2 separate regions of the Homo sapiens genome follow, and region 2 is linked to region 1. A link is a loop called in an ENCODE intact Hi-C map of the cell type or tissue named here. Cell type or tissue: dorsolateral prefrontal cortex. All regions are shown on one strand.

Region 1 (2,500 bases):
TGCATAGCCCAGTTTCAGTGAGAATCCTGCTCAGTGACTGTAGTGATACCCTCACACCCTTGATAGCTGGCTTCTTCATCCTCCACCCACAGTGTCTAAGTCCTTGGGTTGCCTTTAGCAACAATCCTATTAAGTTTGTTTAGCAAGAATCCTCTTATCTGCTCTTAGTAATTTTCCATCCATTGACCCCCTCACTCTGCTCCTTGGCTAAAAATTCCCACTTGTCCTTGTTGGATTGAGGGTTGAGCCCAACCTCTCTCCCCAACTCCCAGACTCCATTGCAGCAGTTCCCCAGAATAAAGTCTGTCTTACTGTTCTTTAGCACAGGTCAGAATAATTTTTTCTTTTTTTTCTTGTTTTTTGAGACAGAGTCTTGCTTTGTTGCCCAGGCTGGAGTGCAGTGGTGCAGTCTCAGCTCACTGCAACCTCTGCCTCCTGGGTTCAAGTGATTCTCTTGCCTCAGCCTCCTGAGTAGCTGGGATTACAGACACACGCAACCAAGCCTGGCTAATTTTTGTATTTTTAGTAGAGATGGGGTTTCCCCATGTTGGCCAGGCTGCTCTCGAACTCCTGACCTCAGGTGATCCACCCGCCTCAGCCTCCTAAAGTGTTGGGATTACAGATGTGAGCCACCACACCTGGCCTGAATAATTTTTTCTTTAACAACCCTGACAAATCCACCCCAGGCTATCTCAGGGCTACCTCAGAGAACCACCTTTTTTTTTTTTTTTTTTTTTTGAGATGGAGTCTCACTCTGTCGCCCAGGCTGGAGTGCAGTGTCACAGTCTCAGCTCACTGCAACCTCCGCCTCCTGGGTCAAGTGATTCTTCTGCCTCAGCTTCTCAAATAGCTGGGATTACAGCCGCACGCCACCATGCCTGGCTAATTTTTGTATTTTTGTAGAGATGGGATTTCACCATGGTGGTCAGGCTGGTCTTGAACTCCTGACCGCAGGTGATCCACCCGCCTCAGCCTCCCAAAGTGCTGAAATTATAGGCGTGAGCCACTGCACCTGGCCAGAGAACCACTTTTTAAAATCCAAAGATTTATTTAATCTTATTTATGTATTTAAAGACAGGGTCTCTTTTTGTCGCCCAGGCTGGAGTGCAGTGGTGCGATCTGGGCTCACTGCAACCTCTACCTTCCGGGTTCAAGTCATCCTCCTGCCTCAACCTCCTGAGTAGCTGGGATTACAGGCGCCCACCACCGCGCCTGGCTAATTTTTGTATTTTTAGTAGAGATGGGGTTTCACCATTTTGGCCAGGCTGGTCTCGAACTCCTGACCTCAAGTGATCTGCCCTCCTCGGCCTCCCAAGGTGCTGGCATTTCAGGCGTGAGCCACTGCGTCCGGCCAAAATCCAAAGATTTAAATAGGAACAAGCAGGAAAGGAAAGTCCATGGGTGAGCAAATGCTTCCAATCTCTTAGGTCCTTACATTCTTGTTAAACTTCACCCTTAGCAATAATTAAGCCCCAAAGTCTCCTTGACGTGTATATTTTTTTCCCACAGCAAAGGCGTTAGTGTGAGGAAATCCTTGTGCTCCCCCTAGAGGTTAGAGGGCGCATCCAGCACGTCCTGGCAAAGTGTGTGTGGATGGCGCAGGGTGGGTGGGGTGGGGGGATGCTTGTTGTTTTACTATTAAAGTCAGGAAATCAAGGGTTTTGCATTCTCTCTCCAGGGAGCTTTGCAGAGTACCAGAAATGTCTTGTCTGCACCTTCATGCGGTTTATTTTTCAGTCTTTGCTTGTTCTCCACCTGGGACTCATGAAATCGGTAGTTCTGCCCCTTTACAAGTGTTCCTTTGATGTAATACCCAGGGAGCCAGAGAACTAGGTCAGGACATTCTATCAAGTACAATCCAAGTATTTTTCCAAGTGGACCACCTGCATAAAAATATCCTGAAGAGTTTGTTTAAGATGAAGAATTCTGGGCCCCACCCCACAACCTTCTGAATTGGCATTTCTGGAGGTGAGGCAATTCTTATGCACATTAAGGTTTAAGAACCACTGCTGTACCCTACTTGAGAAGGAATTTCTCCCTTCTATATCTTGTTTAAAATTATGCTGTAGGATGCTATAATCAAACCCATCAGACAGGGTTACAGATCTAATGAGCCCAATAGAAAGATAACATAAGATGCTAGTCTTTCACTCTGAAAACAGAACCCAGCGGGCAAATCACAAGGTCACGAGTTTGAGACCAGCCTGGCCAACATTGTGAAACCCTGTCTCTACTAAAAATACAAAAAATTATCTGGGCATACTGGCGGGCACCTGTAATCCCAGCTACTTGGGAGGCTAAGGCAGGAGAATCACTCGAACCTGGGAAGCAGAGGTTGCAGTGAGCTGAGATCGCACCACTGCATTCCAGCCTGGGTGGCAGAGCGAGACTCTGTCTCAAACAAAAACAAAAACAACAAAAAACTCTTCCCAATTCAATCCCGTGAATCTAAATCCTCAAATATGTAGAAAATGCTTGTCTCTTTTTTTTTCCTTTTTAA
Region 2 (2,500 bases), 150 kb before region 1:
GGATCACCTGAGGTCAAGAGTTCAAGACCAGCCTGGCCAACAGGGTGAACCGTCTCTACTAAAAATACAAAAAATTAGCGGGGCATGGTGGCGGGTGCCTGTAATCCCAGCTACTCAGGAGGCTGAGGCAGGAGAATTGCTTGAACCTGGGAGGCAGAGGTTGTTGTGAGCCAAGATCGTGCCATTGCACTAAAAAAAGAAAAAAAAGATGGAAAACATAAAACGGAAGTTAAGAGACACAGAGGACAGAATGACAAGGCCCAACATACATCTGACAGGTAGTCCAGGAGAAGGGAATAGAAAGAATTGAGAGAGGTAATATTGAGATTATAATGGCTGAGACTTTTCTAGAATTGAAGAATGATACAATGCCTCAAATTCAGAACAATGGCTTCTGATTAGGAAAAAAATAAATCCATACCAGAACACCAAGGAGGGAAGAAAAAACATGATTAAACAGTCAGAAAGAAAAATCAGAATAACCACATGAACAGCAATTAGACTGGCTGCACATAACACACAACACAGAGAAAAAAATAACTGTCCAGCTAAAAATCTAAATCACAGATGACAGAGAAATAAACACATTTTCAGACAAAGTCTGAGCGCATTTACCACTAATAGACATGACTGGAAAAACTATTAAAAGACGTATTTCAGGAAGAAGGAAATTACATAAGAAGGAAAAAGAAAAGAGATATGAGAAATGGTGAGCCAAAATACTAGTAAATGTGTAAGAAATCAAAATAATCATTGACTGTATAAAACAACAATAATACTAAGTTGGCAGGTATAAATACAAGGTGAAGTTAAAACACAAAAATGTAATAACATGAAAGACATAAGAGAATCATTAGAGATAAATCATCCTCCTTGCATTGATCAGCAGAAGGAAGAGATATTGATCAAAGGCAAACAGGTATGTTAAAAATGGAAAGGTAACCACTCAAAGAACAGACATAGACTACATAATTTCCCAACCAGTAGAGGGCAATAAAAGAAACAAAGAAACTTGATCAGTGCGACAGAAGTCCCTGTGTCAGCAGAACAAAAAGGGGCAAAGAAAATGCCTGGTAAATAGAAAATACATAATAAAATAGATACAAATAAAAGTATTAAATTGTTTTAATCAATGTAAATGGCTTAAATCTGTCAGTGAAAAGAGAGGCTCTGGATTAAAAATCAGGTCATAGAAGTGTTGGAAGTAGTGGGCTAGAAAAAGCTATCCAAATAAAAATTCTAAAAGCAACTGGGGAGGTTTTATTACAACAGACAAATTAGGCTTTAAGGACCCGTATGAGATGGTAGAAACATTCACCAGGAAGAAGAATAATTCTGATCTTATTTGCAACTAACAGGAAAGCCTCAAAGTGTAAAATAAAAAAACAACTAACAGGAAAGCCTCAAAGTGTAAAATAAAAAACTAAGACCCATACCCCACCTCCCTCCAAAAAAAAGAAAAAACTGACATATCTATAATCGTAGTAGAGTTTAATATAGTTCTCTCAATGAAAATTAATGAGAATATGAAAGATTTGAACACTATTAACAAGGTTAACATATGAACACACATACAAGAGACTATACATTCTTTTTCCATAGAACCAGGCTGGGCGTGCTGGCTCACTCACGCCTGTAATCCCAGCACTTTGGGAGGTCGAGGTGGGCAGATCACTTGAGGTCAGGAGTTCGAGCCCAGCCTGGCTAACATGGCGAAACCCCATCTCTATTAAAAACGCAAAAATTAGCTGAGTGTGGTGACAGGCGCCTGTAATCCCAACTACTCAGGAGGCTGAGGTGCGAGAATCACTTGAACCCAGGAGGCAGAGGTTGTAGTGAGCCAAGATTGTGCCACTGCACTCTAGCCTGGGTGACAGAGTAAGACACTGTCTCAACAACAACACAAAGAACCCACAGAACCAATTTCAACAAACACCAAGGAATCAATATTACTGTAGAAAAATGTTTACTGAATGTAGCTGGAAAATTATACATTTAACATTATTTTCAGATATTTCACTTTAAAGAAAAAGAACTTCCTAATCTCCCCAGGTAGCCTCCTCCGTTATTTTACTTGACCTATCGCTAACATCTGTGATTGCTGATGACTCGATCCTCATGAGATCCTTTTTCACTCGTCTTCCAGGTCACCACCTCTCCTCTCCTCATATCCTCCCACCTCACTGGTCTGCCCTTCCACGGCTCCTTTGCTCGTTCCTCCTCAACTCTCCAGACTTCTAATGTCGCAGTGCCCTAAGATTCAGTCCTTGGAACTTTCCTCGACATACTCAGAGCCTTGGTGACCCAGTTCATTCTCATGGCTTATTTATGTACTGATAGGCTCCCAAATTTACACTCCAGCCTGAACATCTTCCCTGAACTTCTTCACACGTTCTGCTGTATACTCAGTATCCCCATTCAGATGTCTAAAAGGCACATCAAAGTAACATCAAAAGCCAAACCCCTAATCATCTCCCAACCTGCTCCTCTATAATTTTCC

The links. Peaks named below come from ENCODE experiments on the same cell type or tissue, not always from the same donor. Only the 100,000 strongest peaks of a DNase experiment are listed, where the experiment ranks them.
Region 2: it touches region 1 in a loop (5-fold over the local background); 79 of 110 quality-filtered maps call a loop at or near these places.

What each region holds. Positions count from the first base shown.
Region 1 is chr2:24,381,049-24,383,548 of GRCh38, forward strand. No RefSeq gene overlaps it. Among named protein-coding and RNA genes, the nearest start is that of ITSN2, 22 kb to the left of the region's middle. In dorsolateral prefrontal cortex, a CTCF peak has its summit at 1,548 (motif pointing left); a DNase peak (open chromatin) is centred at 1,573; H3K4me3 peaks cover 467 bases.
Region 2 is chr2:24,227,696-24,230,195 of GRCh38, forward strand. The region is part of intron 29 of ITSN2 (intersectin 2); the gene reads right to left. Among named protein-coding and RNA genes, the nearest start is that of FAM228A, 54 kb to the left of the region's middle. In dorsolateral prefrontal cortex, a CTCF peak has its summit at 995 (motif pointing right); no DNase peak of the experiment used is centred here; H3K27ac peaks cover 1,969 bases.